2 separate regions of the Homo sapiens genome follow, and region 1 is linked to region 2. The links are chromatin loops, found by intact Hi-C in ENCODE. Cell type or tissue: heart right ventricle. All regions are shown on one strand. Each heading gives the region's core, and the rest is flanking DNA. Links, peaks and the distances in the headings are about the cores only.

The links. Hi-C counts contacts between places; a loop is a spot of excess contacts. Peaks named below come from ENCODE experiments on the same cell type or tissue, not always from the same donor. Only the 100,000 strongest peaks of a DNase experiment are listed, where the experiment ranks them.
Region 1: a loop joins it to region 2, with 4 times the contacts of the local background. A loop is called at or near these places in 15 of 110 quality-filtered maps.

The regions. Positions count from the first base shown.
Region 1 is chr18:2,078,552-2,088,900 of GRCh38, forward strand. All of the region lies in intron 2 of LOC105371956 (a long non-coding RNA gene), which reads right to left. Among named protein-coding and RNA genes, the nearest start is that of METTL4, 490 kb to the right of the region's middle. RefSeq lists an enhancer at 4,079-4,580. In heart right ventricle, for the core only: a CTCF peak has its summit at 5,326; no DNase peak of the experiment used is centred there; H3K27ac peaks cover 433 bases.
Region 2 is chr18:1,580,839-1,591,187 of GRCh38, forward strand. No RefSeq gene overlaps it. Among named protein-coding and RNA genes, the nearest start is that of LINC00470, 230 kb to the left of the region's middle. In heart right ventricle, for the core only: a CTCF peak has its summit at 5,234 (motif pointing right); no DNase peak of the experiment used is centred there; H3K27me3 peaks cover 431 bases.

The DNA.
Region 1 (10,349 bases), core at 840-8,839, 500 kb after region 2:
CAATAAACCTAGAAGACATTACACTAACTGAAATAACCTAATCCAGGCCCAAAGAGACAAGGGTCATACATGAAATCTAAAGAAATGAAACCCATAGAAGTATAGAGAGTAGAATGGTGGTTACCAGAGGATGGGGGTAGGGTTGAATGGGAAAAGGGGAGTTGTTGGTCAATGGGTACAACGTTTCATTTAGATATGTGAAAGGAAAATAAATCCTGGGACCCATAAATCACTAAGCCAAAGGGAAAAGTCAAGCTGAGAACTGCATCAGGCAAACCTGTCTTCCATTTTATTCCTAAATAAGATAACTACAAAGATTTTAAAGAGCCACATACCTCCCTCACAAGTTGCCCATTAGGAAATTCCTTGTAGGCATCAAAATCTTTACCCTAATAGTTCCGTTGAATTTCACCCTGATGGTGTAAATTGATAGCTTATCTTCACAGGTACAGGACAAAGGACAGAACTCAAAGTCATCCCTCTGCTCACCTGAGACAAATGCATTATGTGATTACTTCTTCTGCCCTATGTTTATTTTACCTTATGTAGAAATGCAGACTCACTGAGCTAGATAAATGCATAAGTGACTTTTCCTCTTCCTGCCCTCTCACATAAGAAGGACTGATCAAAGACTCAAAAAGAAAGCAACCATTTGCATCTTATCTACCTACACCTTTTAAAAATATTTTCCTCTTTCCTCAACATCCACCCTTTTCCCTTTAAATATTGAAGCGTTCAAAATCATCTTTGGAAAAAGGCATAGTCCTCTCTCCCAGGCATGCATCCTTATCCATGGCAAAATAAATGTCTAAATTAATTGAGACCAGTCTCAGGTACTTTTTGGTTTACAAATAAAAGGAATAAGTGCTGGTGTTATATTGCACAAATGGTGACTATAGTTAATTATAATGTATTAAATATTTTAAAATAGCTAAAAGAGAAATTTACATGTTTTCATCACAAATAAGTGATACATATTTGAAGTGACGGATATACTAATTAGAATGATCCGATCATTCCACAAGGTTTACATGTATCAAGACATCACATTGTACCCCATAAACATATACAATTATTATTTGTCAATTAAAAATAAAATAAAACAAATAATTTTTTAAATTTATAAAACAAACACTAAATTAGCAAAAACTGAAACACTGCCCTTAGGAAAATACATATATTAAACATATATATATTAAGTGATGGATATATCCCATATATATAAAGTGATAGGATGCATGTATCCATCATTTAACATATATATGTATATTATATATATATATATATACAATGTACATATATATTTCCCCCTAGGGAAATATATATCATATATTATCATCACATTGTCCCTACTGTCTCCATCTTCTGGTCACCTCTGTATGACAGCTAAAACAAGAAGGTGGAGCAATGCCTAAATCAACCTCGGCTGGGAACATGTACCTCCGGCAATTAAATTTTTCACTATCGTGCACGTCTTTGAATGGCCACAAAAACATTGCAAATACTGATTTGGAGCTACAAATAATTTTAATATGTAAGCAAATTCACAAATACGGAATCTACAAATAATGAGACTAAACTGTATCTGAATAGGGTCTATTATTCAGGATAAGGAATGGTACAACTCAACTGTGAAAAGACAAGCCAATTAAAAAATGGGTAATGGTCTTAAATAGACATTTCTCCAAAAAAAGATATACAAATGGCCAAGTACATAAAAATGATGCTCAATATCATTAGTCATTAGGGAAATACAAATCAAAACCACAATGAGATCTCATTTTACATCCACTAGAATGGATATTTTTTTTTAACTACAAGTTTTGACAAGGACGTGGAGAAATTGGAGCCCTTGTACATTGTTGGTAGGAGTGCAAAATGGTGCAGCCACTGTAGAAAATGGTTTGATAGTTCCTCAAAAAGTTAAACATGCAATGACCATATGACCCAGCAATTTCACCCCAATATCAGCCCAAAAGAATTAAAAACAGATATTCAAACAAAAACTGCAGCATTATTTGCAACAGCCAAAAGATAGAAACAACACAAATGTCCATAAACAGAAGAATGGAGAAACAAAACATGCTCTATCTATACAATGAAATATGCAGCCATAAAATGAGTGAAGTACTGATAAATACTACAACAGAAATGAATCTCAAAAACATTATACTAAGAGAAAGAAGCTAGACACAAATGTCACATATTGTATGATTTCCTTTAGGTAAAATATTCAGAATAGGTAAATCCATAGAGACAGAAACATATTAGTGATTTCTAGGGATTGAGGTGGGGGTAGATGGGGTGTGACTGCTTCATGGGTAAAGGGTTTCCTTTGGGGATGATAAAAATTACTTGGAACTAGATAGAGATGATGACTACAGAAATGTAGAAGTACTAAATACCACTGAACTGTATGGTTTAAAATGTTTAATTATATGTTATGTAAACTTTACCTCCAAAAAAAATGCATCACTAAAAAAATGCTGAATGGGAGCCCTTGAGACTGCGACTGATTTATAAATATTTGGAATATTTCCATTGAACGTGGATCTGGTTTTGAATTTATAATGAGAACTCAAGTTATATATGCTAATAAATTATTCTTATGACCTATATTTTAAGATACAAAGGAGATTTCTGTTATTTTAATTGTCCCCAAACTGATCCAAGTATATATTTTCAATATACTCTTTTAAAAGGAGTACACCGCGTCTTCAGGATAAGACAAACATTTATCTCACTTTCATTTCATAACCTTAATAAATACATGCATTTTTCTAATAAATCTAAAATATATCAATAGCATATATTAAAATGTATGTATAATGTTAGGAACTAATAAATTTATTTCATGCCTCACAAAGCACTAGCTAAAAAATTCAAAACACTTGAAGATATTTAAGAAAAAAACACAATAAAGTTTTTGTTTTCCTTCTAGGTGACATTGAGTTCATTTAGAAGACAAACAGTTAAATTCTTCACCCACATAGGCAGCATCAATTTAGCTGAATTTCTAGAGAAAGACTAAAGAAGCAAACTCTTTATGGCTCTTATGTTGAAGTTAATAAACTTATTCCTAAAGCTGGATAGAATAGAAATAATAGAAATAATTGGTCCCTAAGATATAAAAGCTACAGCCTACACTCGGTTAACCTCTTCTTTCTCCTTCCTCGTAGAACCAAAATTGTTAATAGCTGTTAAACCCACTCTTTTTCCCAGAAACCCCATACATCTCAAGCGAAGTCTACCTCAGCTTTAGGGGTGGACTTGACAACTATAGGTGACCTCAAACCTCTTGCCAGTAATTTCTTCAGGAATGGTTACATGACTTACACCGAGCAAATGGTATAGGGGAGTGGTTTACTGGAAGCGTCTAGGAAAATTCTTCCTAACTCTTCTGAGAAATTTTTCTAAAACAACCTCCCCTCCCTTTGCTTGAACACTGCCAAGCATGGATATGAGGCCATATATCTACAGACATCTTACCAGCCTCAGGATGAAGCCAACATACAGAGAAGTATAAACACCAAGACTCCTGAAAAAGAGAAATGAAGCCCAAATCATGGAAATCCTGACCAATACCTCATATCCAAATATTCCATTAAGTTAGAGAATACTTTTTTTTATTTTTAAATATGAGTTGGGTTTCTATTAAAACTGAAAGAATGTTAACAGATACAAAGGTTTAGGGCAAGCTTGCCTTCTCACAATTACTAAATTATGCACTATTAAATTCATTGTTTTTTGTTAAGATACTCTCTTCAAAGAGCCCATGTTTAAATGGAATATTTAGTAGATTAAGGCATATCTCTTGACTAAAATCTTAGTACATTATCATTGGCACCTACTAGAAAGAACACACTTGTCAGATTGATAGTTATCATCAAGAAACAGGGATTTTTTTTCATTAATTAAGCATTACTTTTAAACATAGTATTTATTGAGTGCCTACAATGTGCCCAATCATACTCTAGGCAATGAAAATACAGTAATGAACAAAACACACAAAAATCCTTGCCCTCATGAAGCTTACATGCTGGAGGGGGAAACATACAATGACATATTTATAAAATATATAGTATGCCAGATGGTGGTAAGTGTTAAGAAGTAAAATCATACAGACCAGAGAGATAGAGAGTCTGAGGATGAAAAGACAATCTAATCTCAAAAAGAGAGTCAAGGAAAGCCTCACTTCTTGTTCACATTTGAGCAAATGCCTGCAGGAAGTTAGAGAGCAAGAGCATCGCTGGGGATAGGGAGATAGCTACAGGCAAAGAGAAGAGGGTGTGTGAAATGCCCTGGAAGTGGAGATGGAAGACTTCCTGCTGTTTCCTGTATGGGGAATAGCAAGGAATGCAACAAAGCTGGGCTGCAGTGAGAAGGGAGAGTAGTGAAGATGGCATTAGAGAGGGGAACATGGGGCCATTGGCACTTAAAAGAGAAAGCAGACCAGTATCAAGTGCTGTAATATGCAAGTTATTAGAAGAGGTCTGGGTCCAGGTATACTTTGAAGATAGAGCCAACAGGATGTGTTGGTGAATCAGATGTGAGGTATAAGAGAAATATATCAGTCAAAAACAACGGCTCAAAGTTTTTCGACGTGAGCATCTGGGAAGATAGTGCTGGTAACTGAAAAGAATGTTATGGCAGAACAAACTTCTTTGGCTATGGGGAGGAGGCAGTACATTTGAGGGAGCCCGAATGTGTATTTGGACTTACTAAATTTGAGCTTCCTGTTAGATATCCGAATGGAGATGTCAAAAAAATCTGTTGATCCTAGGAGGCAGGATTCTGGAGTTCAGAGAAGAGCTCCAGATTAGAGTTGTAAATTTAGAAGTTGTCAGTGTTTTGTTGGTATTTAAAAGCATGAAGTTTGATGAAATTATCTGGAAAGTAGAGGTAGAGTATGAAAATAAGAGATCCGAGGTCTGGGCCCCACGACGACGTGATGCAAGAAAAAGTTTATTTATGTTGAGGAGAGAGGCTCATAAAACGCTGTTGCAACAGAGAAAGGATCCCTATTTCCATCTAGCCCCAAAGCTATGAGGAACAGGAATAAAGGAGATGGCACCAACATATGCCTAAATGGTTGTATGTCTTTCATTATCCCATCCGGGAAGTATATTAACATGGTCTGTAAAGTTCCAATGAAGGTTTGATTTTGTGAATGGGTCCGTTTGCTGAAAGTAACAGTAAGCCCAGACTCAAACTGGAATAAATGATAAGGTGACAGTTAACCTCACATGACAGTGAACCTGAAGGAAGAGCAGACCGAGGAGCAGGCACATGGCTCACCTCTGCCTCCCTGTGGTTCTCCTGCCCCTGCTGCCCCACATTGACTTAGGCATCAGAAAACCACCAAGATGGTCACAGCTGTTTCTGGCCTCAGAGCAATAGCAGAAAAGCAGATCTGCTCTTTGAATGTCTCAGAGCAAAATGAGTCAGAACCGGTGAGGAGCTAGAGAGCTTTACTTCAATGAATAGGTCACATAGAAGTTGACAACTTAATCAAGAAGGAAGCAATTCAAAAGTGATATTCAGCGATGTCCTTGAGCTCATTACATACAGAGTACATTTTTCAAGTACTTTTGCATTGCCTTTCTCTCTTCTATTATTTGCCTTCACATAGCCAACCTCTCAAGGACATTAACAAATTCTTTCAAACCCTTTCTCTTAGTTTTCTCCCCTATGGGCCTTCATCTGCTTCCTCAAATTTAAACCAGTTGCTTTCTGGTCCAGCTGCACAACTATCATTATGGGGATAATGTACTTTGTTACACCCCTGGATATATTTCTTGAATCCCACAAGGAAATCTTTCCTAGAAAGCTTCAGTAGGACATCTCTTCATACTTCATCGGTCAAAATTAGATCCTCTGCCTACTTCTATACCAACTAATGGCAAGAAGACAGGATGACCGTCACTAGAAAAATAAAGGTCCCTTTGACCTAGAGATAGGATTCCTCCCTGAGGAGCCGATGTCTAGAGAAATCAGGATTTTATTGTCAACAAGAAAGAAGGAATTGGATGCTGGGTATGAAGCCAACGGTATCTGATTCAATGATGAATAGAAAACTCTATTTAAAGCACACAAAAGGAGCAGTGAGTTGTAAAAAGAAGAAAATATAATTGCAAAACTAAAAAGCCATCCATTTGATTTCACAAGTTGTTGTTCATGAAATATGAAATAGCTAGAAGATTGATTGATTAGGATTTTTCTTTCTTTTTCTTTTTTTTTTTTTTTTTTTTTTTTGAGACGGGGTCTCACTCTGTTGCCAGGCTGGAGTGCGGTGGTACAATCTCGGCTCATTGCAACCTCCACCTCCTGGGCTAAAGCGATTCTAGTGCCTCAACCTCTCGAGTAGCTCGGATTACAGGCACGAGCCACCATATCCAGCTAATTTTTTTTTTATTTTTAGTAGAGATGAGGTTTCACTATGTTGGACAGGATGGCCTTGATCTCCTGACCTCGTGATCCACCCACCTCAGTCTCCCAAAGTGCTGGGACTACAGGAGTGAGCCACCGCGCCCGGCCTGATTAGGATTTTTAAAATCACTTCTAGCACCAACATTTTGACTTAAATACTATTTTGATAAAATCATGTGAATTGCTATTAAACACCAAAAAATATCACCACTTTATTTTGAGAAATCTTAGTACTTTAATGATAGCCATTTTTGGACATAAACTGGTTGCATAATTTTGTTGTTGTTGTTGTTTTTTAGATGGAGTCTCACTCTGTCACTCAGGCTGGAGTGTAGTGGCACCATCTCGGCTCACTGCAACCTCTGCCTCCCAGGTTCAAGCAATTCTCCTGCCTCAGCCTCCTGAGTAGCTGGGATTACAGGCACGTGCCACCACCCCTAGCTAATTTTTGTATTTTTAGTAGAGATGGGGTTTCACGATGTTGGTCAGGCTGGTCTCGAACTCCTGACCTCGTGATCCGCCTGCTTCGGCCTTCCAAAGTGCTGGGATTATAGACGTGAGCCACCACACCTGGCCAGTTGCATATTTTAAACATTACATTGTTCATGCCAGGTAAATGTAAAACCAAGCTTCAATTGAAAGTAATCTGATGGGTTTCAGACTATAAATTACTTAGTTTTATATCAGAAACAGTGAGCATCTGATTCTTAAAATGGAACTTAATGGAGTTACGATTAAAGTCAGTGTATGAACAGAGCCAGATTAATAGTAGATTAGGTAAATGGTGATCTCAGTCCCAAAGGCAGCTTGCAGTTTATCATATGTCTATATTTCCCTCTTTAAGTGAGAAAACTCTAAATTGATGTTTTTAAAGGCCGTAAGTCATCCCTCCAAATCTCTTCTCTTCTCATCAACCATGTATCCTGGGTCCTGTACATTCTGACCTCCACTTCACTTCATTTGCCTCTAATTTGGTCTCTGTTGCATTCATTGCATTAAGAAGGCACAAAAATACCACACATTTCGCATGTGCAGAATTGTCATTTCAATAGGAACCCTTCTCTCCTACAAAAATCAAGCTTCTATGAAGAAATATAGAAATATATGGTTCAGTTTACTCTTTCTGTCCCTGGCTAAATAATGACTAAATGTGATCTCCCATCCCTTTATAATTGATAGGCCGCTGACCTAAAATAAAAATCACTGCTATTGATTTTCTGTTGGACAAGGTTTATAGCTTGCTTGTTCTTGTGTGCTTTCGATTTATATGTGGCCATTTATTCCCCTGTTTTTTATTTGTGTTGGTTTTGTTAATAAAAAATCATTTTGTAAATAAGATTATCATTACTTATATCAATAATCAGGTTTCTCTAGTAATGAGGCTATCAGGTAATATACCAGTGTTCTTTCTCTCAGAGAAAATTATCTCTTACTCATTTTCACTTAGATTTGAAACATTCATCTCTTCTCAATTCTTTAAAGATAATTCCAAATTAATTATCAAGCTGCACCAGGTAGAAGTAACAAAAATCCTTTAAAGGGAGAAAATAGATAAACCAATTGATTCTTCATGAACTAATCAGCTAAAGTTCTTCTTTCATATTTCAAGTAGCCTTCTCAAGATCACAGCTGATATAATTCATAGGAACTATTACATCATTTTTCTTTGGAAGTTTGAAATAAAGAGTTGAAACCAGTTTCTGAGAGAAACTACTGTTATCTGATAAAATAATTTATGAGGCAATAATGAGGGAAATGTTAATGAACATTCCCAGATTATGTACATCTAGCCTTCTTTCCTGAACCTTCCTGAGTGCAAATAGATCATGTATTACTGATTCCCTAGTAATGGATAAGTCATCATTAGGACCTAAGGTGTTCCAATGTGGAAATTGCTATTAATACTTTTGGCATCCTATATTAAATGTGTTCTTTAATAGAATGATTACTTCTTATTTATATAAAAAATACCTTATCATTATTTTTATTATTATTATTTTTTTAAGACAGAGTCTTGTTCTATTGCCCAGGCTGAAGTGCAGTGGCAACATCACAGCTCACTGCAACCTCCACCTCCTGGGTTCAAGCGATTCTCCTGCATGAGCCTCCTGAGTAGCTGAGACTCTAGGCATGCACCACCATGCCTGGCTAATTTTTGTATTTTTTTTTAGTAGAGATCAGGTTTCACCATGTTGGGCAAGCTGGTCTTGAACTCCTGACCTCCCTTTGATCCACCTGCCTTGGCCTCCCAAGGTGCTGGGATAACTGGTGTGAGCCACCACGCCCAGCCAAAATACTTTATCATTATTTAAAGCCCAAATACACTGACACGCATGGTCCCAATTTCTGAGCTTAAGAACAATTTAACCAAACTACAATTTCAAAGTAATGCATGATGCTAACAACATCATAGTGTGAAAATGAAAGTGTTCCTTGGTAGCCTGAGACACAATGTCCTATCCAGACACAGGCACATGGAAAATAGGTATCAAAAGCAAGGCCTCTGTCAGTTGTGATGAAGGATTCTGCCCTTTGCAATAAACACAGTTGTCTGGCATGAGTCAGAAAAGTTGCTTTCTCCTGAACGACAGCACTAACCAGTTTGTCATCTTGCTAATGGCTAGTTCTCTTCACCATTCCATCAGTGATATGGTTTGGCTGTGTCCCCACCCAAATGTCATCTTGAATTGTAGCTCCCATAATTCCCACATGTTGTGAGAGGGACCCAGTGGAAGATAATTGAATCACGGGAAGGGTTCCCCATACTGTTGCCCTGAAAGTGAAGAAGTCTCACGATATCTGATGGTTTAACAAGGGGTTTCCACTTTTGCTTGGCTCTCATTCTCTTTTGCCGCCACCATGTTAAGAAGTGCCTTTTGCCTTCCACCAAGATTGTGAGGCCTCTCCAGCCGTGTAGAACTGTGAGTCCGTTAAGCCTCTTTTTCTTTACAAATTACCCAGTCTCGGGTATGTCTTTATCAACAGTGAATGTTGAATGATGAATACAGTCAGTTTTGCTGAGTCTCATCTCTAAGGCTGTTGGAGGCTGCTGCACTGCTGCACTGCTCCACTGACTGTGGCCTGTCTCTGCGTGAGAGTCAGTGCAACTATTCTAGGCTTAGTGACAGAGAACATGAACAATTCACTCTCCCCTCAATCCCAGTGCACAGAAGGGAGGAACTGGAGAAGTTTATTTCAGTTAATGAATCACATAGAAGCTGATAACATAATCAAGAGAGAAGAGACAGAAACAATGATCCAGTGTTGCCCTTGGTCCAATTGAGGACTCAATATGTTTTTCCTGTTTTTACTAACTGCCATTTCTTTTTCCTTATGTAGTCTGCCTTAACATAACTACTCCCTCAAGAACATTACCAAATTTCTTGAAACTCTCTCAGTTTTCCTCCTTTCTGGTCCTCTCTCTCCTTGCTCAAGCCTGAACCAATGGCTCTCAGGCTGACTGCCCAGCTGTCATCACAGGAACTTGCTTCATTCCTCTCCTGAGCAGGATCAACTGTTTCCTCATTGCCATCTGTTGTTCTGGCTTGCTTTGCTCCTCATTTCACTCTAGTTCATCTTTAAGTAATTTCTTACGTAAGACTTAGGACTTAGGAAGTATGGTAGGTAACTTTCTGAGCCTTTGACCATCTGGAAATGTTGCTAACCTATTGTGCACTTGATTGTAAGATTGGCTGGGCATAGAATTCTAGGTTAAAATAATCTTCCTTCAGATTTTTTAAACTATGGCCTTGCTGTCCTCTGGTGCAAGATATACATGTTGAGAAATCAGATGCAGTTCCAACCTTCTTGTTGTTTTTCTCTGAAATTGTTCAGGAAATATTCTTTGCTCTTGATATTCTAGAACTGAAAGTGTCAATCTTACCCAACCTCTTCCCTGATTTAAGGAAAACCCACTTCAA
Region 2 (10,349 bases), core at 863-8,862:
GGCAGGCCATTTTGCCGCTTGCCAAAGACACACTGGGGATGGGGAAGGGAGGGAGATATGCAGTCCATCTTTGGGTCATGCAGCTTCCTAATCTCACTGCTAAGACCTCTTACCTGATTTGTTCAGTCCTGCTCCCCTCTTTCGGGGCTAAACAGGTCCTAAGCATGAGGATTCCTAAAAATCCCTATCCAAAGTTTGTCATTCAATTCAGTGCTTACTTTTCACTGAATTTGTGCTTCAGTCCTAGCAATCAGTCTTTTGTTGTATGACGAAGCTCGCAGTTTATATTGCAGTTCTGGTAAAAAGATCAGTGTCTTACTCCTCAATGTTTGATGCTGTCATTTGGCCGCTTGAATATATTCCAGTGCTTCCAAAAATAGGCCCTAAAATATTGGCACAAGTTCTTCCGGGGCTAATTCTATTCCGAATTTTAGCAGTTTTGGTGTGTAGATTCTATTGCTATTCCTTTCTGATGCTGAGTCCCCTTCTACTTGGTTTTACTGCTGCCTATGCTTCCATATCCATAATGGTATTCTCCCCTAAAATCTGTGTTTATTCTCCAGCTAATAGCTATGCTACCCAAACGCAAATTATTTACTCTCCCTGAGATTCAGTTTCTGCAATTATCAAATAAGTGAGTTGAAAAGCAAGATTCCTAGCACTGTTATGACCTTTCCTGACTCTGCATATGTAGAAAGTGCATTCTTGTAGCTGTTGCTAAAAGGACCTGTTTCAGAGTTCAATAATGCTATTTTGCTACTCTGTTCCAAACTGGCATTACTCAAAACTATAAATGCATTAGTTTTCTACTGCTACATAATAAATGATAAGCTTAGCTGCTTCAGACAACATACATTTTCTGTGAGTTAGAAGTCTAGGCACAGGTTCTGAGTCATTTGCTCAAGGTCTCACAGAATTGCAATCTAAGTGTGGGCTGGAAGTGCAGTATCATGAGTTTTGAGGTCTTCTTCCACAGTCACTGCTTGATCAAAAAAATTAGTCTCGTGGGTATAGGACTGAAGTCCTCACCCCCAAAAGATTGTGTACTCTTCCCTGCCATGTGACCTATCTTCAGCCAGCTATAGTTTGCTTTTTTCAAGGGCAAGAAACAAGCATCTTGGCTATTTCTTTCATTTCTGACCTATAGACCCTCTTTTAAAGGGCTCACCTGATTGGGTCAAGCCCAATCAAGATAATCTCTCTTTTGATTAACACAACATCAACTGATCTGGGAACTTGATTACATTTGCAAAATCCTTTCACTTTTGCCATATAATGTCACATGATCAACGGAGAGCTCACCCATAAAATTCAGAGTGAACACTCCAAGGTTGGCATATATTTTATGGAGAGAGAATTTTGGGCTATCTTATAATTCTGCCTACCAAAATAATCCTATTCACATTGGAAAAAAGATAATTTTTTTCAGTTTTTTACACAAAGAGTATCATCCACTGTTTATCATTTAACAAGTGAAATAAACTTCTGTCAAGTATCTAATGTCAATTAATATTTATACGTATTGTTGGAGCATTGTCTGTACTGTAGAATATCTTCCACAAGCACAGGAAAGTAAAATGTCACCATGGTTACAAATCTGTTTCAAAGAATTTGTTATGTAACATGTAGCTATAGGATTTTATGAGGCAGGTTTCTTCTAATGGTTAACCATAAGCTTAAAATAATAACTGCACACACTCCCAGATGATTAGCTTATGGCAATAACTCAACCAATAATACCGTTGTTACTGGTTAGAGGACATTTGTCTGCTACACACAGAGCATTCTGTAGGGTTCATGTTAGGTGAGAAGGGAGTGGTTTGCTCCTTCCCTGTGTCATTGGACCTCATCCCCTGATGCTTGATCTGTTGAGACTCATTCTTCCAACAGACATTCTCTGAGGTCCTCCTATGAGGGAGGCACTGCATTAGGCACTGATGGTATTAAAGTGAACGTGACCACATATATCTTTAAAGAGCAAAATCTACAGGGAAAAGATGTAAACCCAACGTTAGAATGCAATATGAAATTGATGTAAGAGAGATACATTCAAAGCTTATAGAAGCAGGGAGAAAATTCTGTAAGCTCTGAGCAGTGTTGAACCACAAGGAAAGACTTCACAGAAAAGGTCACATTTAAACTCATTCTTAAAGAATGAGCAAAAGCTCATATGTAATCTAAAGTCATGGGGACTTTAGGTTGAGGGAAGAATTTCAGTAGGACACAAGGACATTTGATGAATGTTCCAGATGACACGTAGTTTTGGCTGGGGTGAAATAATGAAGACCCCCCATCTCATTTGCCACTGGGGCATATACACCAAATAAGTGCGGTTTTTGCTTTGTTTTTGTTTATTTGATATGGTATTCCTGCTTTATATATGTATCATATCCATCTTCCCATAGTTCTGCTTGTGGAAACTCCTTGTTCTGTCCTCAGATGCTCATTGTTCACAAGTAAGTCCTCAACCTTTCAACTCGTCGTTTCAGGCTCACCATAATCCATTTCCAAAATTCTTTTTCAATTTTTATACTGTGATCAGTTTCCCCCTTTCTTAAAACTCTTCATTTCACGTAGAATAAAACCCATATACCTCAACATGGCCTTGAAGGTTCAACATGCTCTAGCTTCTGCCTCTTGGACCCAATCTCATGACACGTGTGCTTCAGCTCCAGCTTCAGGCTTCTGGAAAGCATCGACCTGCTTCAGGAATGGCCATCTATTGACCACCTTCCTCTGGTTGAAATACTCTTCCCCAGGGTTGTCGTGGGACTGGAGCCATCCACTGGGCAGGACTCAACATAACCACCAACTCCTTGGAGAGTGCTTCCTTGATTCTGCATTGCTATTAGTCCTCCCTGCACATCATGCTTGGCCATTTCACTCTACTTATTTTTTCCTTAGTGCTCCTCACATCATAAAGTTGTCCTTTCCATAATTTTCATTTTACATTTTTATCTGTTCTTGTCAAAATGTAAACTCCTTGGCTGTGCTCCCTACCATATCTCCGGAGCCCACAACAATGCCTACCTGGCAAGAAGTAGACAATACATTTGTGTTAAACAAGTGAATGAGAAAAGCATGACTCTTATCTCCCCTCATTGGTCATGTCTGTTGCTCTTTTGCAAATGTCCTCAGTTAATGCCTAGAAAAGTCACTATTTTCTCATTGGTTTCCTTATATTGTTCCCTTGCATTGCCTTCTATATTATTATATTTTCTCTCTGATCATTCAAGTTAACCGGAAATTATGATATATGCATATTACATGTTCTTAGCTCCCACAACAACTTTGTGCATTTTTATACATAATGGACACCTCCTAATATGTATCTTCTATTGAATTGTCCGTATTTGGGTAATCACTAATTTGATTATTGGCAAAAGAATGTTTTCTAGAGTATATGAAGGATTACTGTCTGCTCTCCTTTGCCTTGCAGCAGGCACTGTTGAAAAGGCTGCATATCATGCTGCTTGTTGGTGTTTCTCCTTCAGGAACAATTTTGCACTATATATCACAGAACATCTAAGAAGAATTAGTAAAGTTCAACTTAGATACAATTTATAGCACATCAAGTCTAAGAGTAGAATTGTAGAATTGGGAGCCACACTGTGACCTGAAAGCAATTTTTATTGATTCAACTAGGTTTTAATAACATCAATCAAGATGTACTCTGACAGCCACTTGATATTTTTTGGCTATGGTGAGAATTTCACTGACATATTTAGACTCTTTCCTCATCTGTCTCCTTGTCTACTGTCCTCTCTCTACTATCAAAATCCATTTATGGCCAGATCTATTGACTCAGGGGCACTGGCCTCTTCATAAATATGGTAGAAAAAGAGAAGGTTTTTCAGGCTGCCTTTGCCTCTTTATTTCATGGTGCTAGGCATGGTAATACAAAAGCAGTTGCCCTGTTCTTTGATAAAAAATGTATCTGATCTTAACCATATAAGATTTAAATATTCCTTTAAAAATGTAAAAGCGTGAGGCACAGTTTTATGGTGAAAACTTTTCAGGTAGTTTTTTACTGTTTTTTACTGTAAGAGAAGGACATTTTGGAACTGGAATCCACTCAGATTTAATTGCAATTCTGCTGAATTTTTAAGAAGTCATTAATTGTGCTTATGCAAATTCACTTTCTTCTTCCCTACTTTTGCCAAATGAACCATACAAATCGCTAATGAATACAAGGGGGAAAATGTCTAGCAAAGAAACAGAGTGCTTTCCTTTATTTTTTTACATTGTTATTTTGCCTCCTTCTGTATACTTTTTCTAAGCCCCTCAGATAAAAATTGTTTCTTTGTTTATAAATCTGATGTAATTTTCATATACTTCTCACTTGTATTCTTGTTAGTTGTATGGCTCTATCTTTTACTAATTTGGAATGGTTTTTTCATTCATCTTTTTAGTAATGACTATGTCAGTTACTGAATTATAACAGGAACTTAATGCCCATTGAACTAAGCATAGTATGTTGATAGTATGCTCAGATCTTACAAAAATATTTGTTGGACATCTATTATGTGCAGGCACTATATGTATTTGGTGTATAAAAATGAATATAAGACATTATCACAGCTGCTAACTTAGAAGAAAGTACATGTAGGGATTTAAGTCGAGACTGTATTTTGATTGGCTTATGGAACTATTAAATGGTAGAAATAAAATCCAAACTTAGAATTTTCATGTGTTTTTACATTTTGAAGCAACAACTGTAAATATCACTTCTTCCATGGTAAATCAGCTACTTTTTGTTTTTGCTGAAGGAGCAAGAATACCTTTAGCAGTATTTTGGAAAATTATAATTGAGTTTGGTCATGCAAGCACTTAGAAAAAAGTTTTGCCAAATAATTGTATGACTACTAAAAGGGTTTGTGATATGGCACGGGCTATGATCAGCAATATACCCTCATCGCGTTCATTTCTTAAATGAATTTGAATAAAGTAATTTAACCTTAAATAATTTATTATTTGAGGTAATTATATAATAATTTCCACTTTCCAGAATTGTAAACCAAGGCTTAGCTAAAGATATAGAATAACTTTCCCAAGGTCACGACATAAATGGAGCAGAGATTTGAACTACCATCTACTCTTCTGTTATTACCTTTAACCAGCTTGCTTTTCGGCCAGATAAATGAGTGCGTGGTAAGTTCCTGCCCAATGTTCCGTCAAGTTAAGTGCGGGATTGAGCCTTCAGCACTACATCAATACATTTGAATTTTCTTCAAATTATCACTAGGTGGCAGTGTATCAAACCTTAATTCAGAATGTTAAAGCTTACGCGTTAGTAGTGTATTGAAATTTGTCTCAGATGTAAACTGTAAAAAGTGATTGGTAGATGTTCAGATGAAAATTAAACTGAGGACAATATTTTTATAATGCCATTTGAAGTTTAAATTCTAGACAGTATGCTTTTGGATATATGCTTTTCTTCTGTAGCCCTTTTATTTGAAGAGACAGGCCATATATCAATTTTGATATTTTCTTATTTTCTATATGATACATAAATAAGTATGGTTTATATTAAAATGTAATTTTTTGATCTGAAATTTGCAGTATGGTTCATATATGAAGGTGCTTTGACAGGTTATGACAGTTTTGGCTTTTATGAGTCAGAATAGAATTCCTCTAATGACATAAGTAATGCAATACAATTATGAGCATTATTATAGGGTCTTTTAAAAATGAACACTGTTTAAATGCTCTACATAAATTTACATTTGAAATAAGGTGCATTATTATGTGTATCTATTAATATTACTTTCAGTTCCTAATTGTCTTTTTCAGTTAATAATACCCTTTTTTAACCAAAATAGTTGATTACTTCTGTTTAAGAGGCACAATACTGTAATTCTGATGTTTCAGATAGATTGACACAAAATAAACCAGAGATGGCATTTAGAATTTTATATGCCTTAAGTGCAATTTTTAATTAAGGTTTTCTCTTCTCATTGCTGGATTTTCTAATTATATTCAAATAATAATGAGGAAGACCTTTCTAAGGAAGCCAAAACAATATGCACATCTATACTCTTAAAGGTACTAATCAAAGACTATGGGGCATAATAATTTGGCTCGGCTCTGACATTCAGAATTAGTTCCCTTGTTCCTCAATTCCTCTGTGAGCTTGATTTTTCTCCCCCAAAACATATCAGAAGTCATTGTTCATCTTATTCATACTCCACTCTGCCTAGAGCTGACTATAAAGTAGGATTACAGAATTTTAAAGGTGATTCTGAATTTAGATTCCTTTCTTTATGCATGAATAAAATAAAATGTAAGTTCTTTTATGATGTCTCCCAAACGTTTTACTCTGTTTTTCTTGGTGTGACAAGATATCTTACATCTTCAAAAAGAAAAACCAAAGAACTCAATTTCCATTGATAGGTAACATAGAAACAAAAATATAGTAGAAATGAATATTTGAATTAATGGAGAAATAATATAATTATTTGGTTATTAAATGTGCATTTGTGAAACAAAAAATTGCCAGTGTTTCTGTGTTTGGGCTTTAAATTCAACCATTACCTCAAAATGTTCTTTTATTGCTTTCTGTAATGCTGCCAATTTGCTGGGAGCAAATTCATCAAATGAATTCAATTTGTTTCGCATTTTATTTTCCTCAATTTTTCTTGTGCATGGAATATTTCTCAAACTTAATTCTATTTGTATATTATGTCTTTGTTGTATTTCTTCTTCCTTTTAAAATTTATTTTTTTCTCCATGCTATCCTTTATAGCCTGATATATTTTGCCCAGAGAAGAGGAATGGGCAGAAAAGAACCAAGAACGCCACATTTCTGCTATCCTGGTGGGCATTACTTATTATTTCAAAATAAGCTAGTCTTTTACCTCAAATTTTCTGGGAGGCTTTTAAATATCCACCTTATCATGGGCAATAGATTCTTCTTTTTCTTTTTCAGTGCCATAGGAGATCAGAAGAAAATTCAATATAAAAAAAAAAAAGACACAAAAATCACCTCCTAGTAAAAAAATCTAATGAAATGAGATAATTTGCAAAAAAACTAAATTATAATTTCTACTTCCAGGTTAAATTTTAAGCTTTGTACATAATGAATTCCTGTACTATGTACCATTTTTCTCACAACCATTCACTTCTAAAACTTGGCTACTAAAGGTAAGAGAATCATAATGAGAAACAGTGGCTATTTCTCTGGTGGCTTTTATGAATAAAGGGTGATGATAATTTATTCTTCCAAGAGGCAACAGAGGCATACTGTTCCCTAAGTTTTTCCAAATACTTTTTATCTAAATGGAGAATGTATTTGCTACATCTTATATGTAAGATTACCCTTTTTTTGTTTGTTTGTTTTTTGCGATGGAGTCTCGCACTGTCACGGGGGCTGGAGTGCGGTGGCACCGTCTGGGATTGCTTCAACCTCCACTTCCCAGGTTCAAGCGATTCTCCTGCCTCAGCCTCCCGAGTAGCTGCGACTACAGGCACCCGCCACCACACCTGGCTAATTTTTTGTATTTTTAGTCAAGAGGGGGTTTCACTATGTTGGCCAGGCTGGTCTTGAACTCCAGACCTCGTGATCTGCCTGCCTTAGCCTCCCAAAGTGCTGGAATTACAGGTGTGAGCCACCACGCCCTGCCAAGATTGCCCATATTATTGGCACTTTATGCCATTTTAGATAATAAAGTAAACTGCCATAGACAGCCTTGGTTTTGTGAGTGAAAATACTGCCCAGATTCCTCAAGTTAGACAAGTTGGAGAAAAACATATACTCCTACCACTGAGCTGTGTCTGGACTTTCTACTTTGTTAGCTACTGTCTTTGTTCCTGTGGGGAAATTTGTTTTACTTTTGTGTCAATAATTTCGCTAAGATTATTTGTAGCTGTCTGAACACAAGTTTCATGATTTTCTACTCAGTTTAGTTTATCTTTCTTATAATTTGGATTAAAACTTTAAAATGATGTTATATAGTTTTATTTTCTCATTTATTTTAAAACTTTTATTTCTAAAAGTATTTAAACTTGTTTGAAATAAAGAAAATACTCTTAAAAATTAATTAGCAAGATTTCTGGACATAATAAAACAATAGTGATATTTGAGCCATCAAAAAAAAATCTGACATAAGAGTTACTCGGGAAATGTTTTCTACTTAATAAATTTCAAATCTCTCAGAATTTACTTACTGTACTTTACAACCGTTTTTTCTTTTGAAATTTTCAAATCTAAAGAAATGGTGAGGCTGGGCGCGGTGGCTCATGCCTGTAATCTCAGCACTATGGGAGGCCGTGGTGGGTGGATCATTTGAGGTCAGGAGTTCAAGACCTGCCTGGCCAACATGGTGAAACCTCATCTCTACCAAAAATACAAAAATTAGCTGGGGCGTGGTGACAGGCACCTGTAGTCCTAGCTACTTGGGAGGCTGAGACAGGAAAATCGCTTGAGCCTGGGAGTCAGAGGTTGCGGTGAGCCGAGGTCCCGCCATTGCACTTCAGCCCGGGTGACAGGGTGAGACCCTGTCTCAAAAAAAAAAAAAAAAAAAAGAAAAAAGAAAAGGTAAAATAATTGTATATGAAAACTCATATACACTTCCAGTGAGTTTGACTAATTAGTAACATTTTGCTGTGCTTGCTTTATCTCATTTTATTTATTTATGCATCTGTCATTTTTCATTCTCTCTTTATACAGAGGTATTTGAAATGTTGCTGAGCTATTTGAAAGTGACTTATAGATATCATGACACTTGCTGCGTGCATATTTCAACCATAAGGGATTTGACTACATAAGCACAATACTATCATCACACCTGTAATAATTTCTATTTACTTAATAATATTGAAAGTTCTTTTGTGCTGTCTTTGAGGCACAACATAAGGTACTGCTCTTCTGACTTCCATTACACTAGATTGGTTTTGCCTGTTCATATAAATGGAATCATGTGTGCATATATTATTTTGTCTTTAACTTCTTTCATTTAATATAATGTCTTTGAAGTTTATCTATATTGCTGTACATATGTATGTTTACTAAAAAAAAAGCCAGACAGTTTTATACAGCAGTTGTTCCATCAGCAAAGAGCTTCATTTGGTTCTTATCTTTACCAATATTTAGAGGGGACACTCACTTTTGTAGCCCAGGAAGACCATGAAGAAAGTTTGGCTGCCTTGAAGCCTCTATAGTATGAGAAATTTCAGGCTATGTGGAGAGGCCGTTTGTGGATGTTTTGTTCAGTGACTTCAATGAGCTGAGCCTATGGTCATCCTAAGCCTAGGGGCCAAAGATACCACCCAACAATTCTAGTCTCAGTCATTAGTTGCCCCAGTTGTTCCAGTCTTCCCAGCTGAAGACCAGACATTGTGGAAGAGACATGTCATCCCCATGTGTCTGAATTCTTGAACCGTAGAATCCATGAGTACAATAAAATGATTATTTTTATGCCACTTAGTTTTGAAGTGGTTTGTATGCAGTGGCAGTAACCAGATACCTATATATATTATACTTACATTATTACTCAGTTTGAAATATTTCCTAGTTTTCCATGTGATTTCTTCTTTGGGTCATGGGTTATTTAGAAATATGTTGATAAATGTCATGTATTTGAGGAATCTCTAGGTATCTCATTATTATGCATATCTAACTTAAATATGTTATGTTTGGAGAACAAATTCTGGAAAAGTGCAATGCTTTTAAAATTTATTGAGACTTATTTTGTGGCCTGCATATTTCTTGGTGAATGTTCTACATACACTTGAAAATAATACGTGTTCTGCAATTGCTTCCTACATTATTTTACAAATATCAATTTGTTCAAGTTAGTGGATAAGTGTTACTCATGTCTTTAATCTTCTTGCTGATATTTCAGTCCAGTTGTCGCATCAGCTTCTGAGAGAGAAGAGTTAAAATCACTAAAAATAATTGCAGATTTGTCTCTTTCCCCTTTCAGTTCTGTCAAATTTGCTTCATATTATATATTGAATCCTTATGATCAAGAGCATATGCACGTGTATGCAGAATTTATATGTAGTTTTTCACAAATTTACACTTTCATTATTATAAAATGACCATTATTATCTCAATTAACTATCTTATAGTCTGATTAATTTAGTATTAACAGATTTTTTTTGTAACTATGAAGCAACTTATAATCACCACTTGCATGGTGTATCTTTCCCAATTATTTTACTTTCGATCTGTTTGGGTATTTAATTTTTAAATGTATCTCTTATAAACAGCATCTAGTAGAATCTTTTGTGTTTTTTTAATTCAAACTCACAATCTCTGCCTTTTGTTTAGAATGGTTAGTCCATTTGTATTTAATATAATTACTAATGTGGTTTGGTTTAAATCTGCTATTTGCTATTTGTTTTTT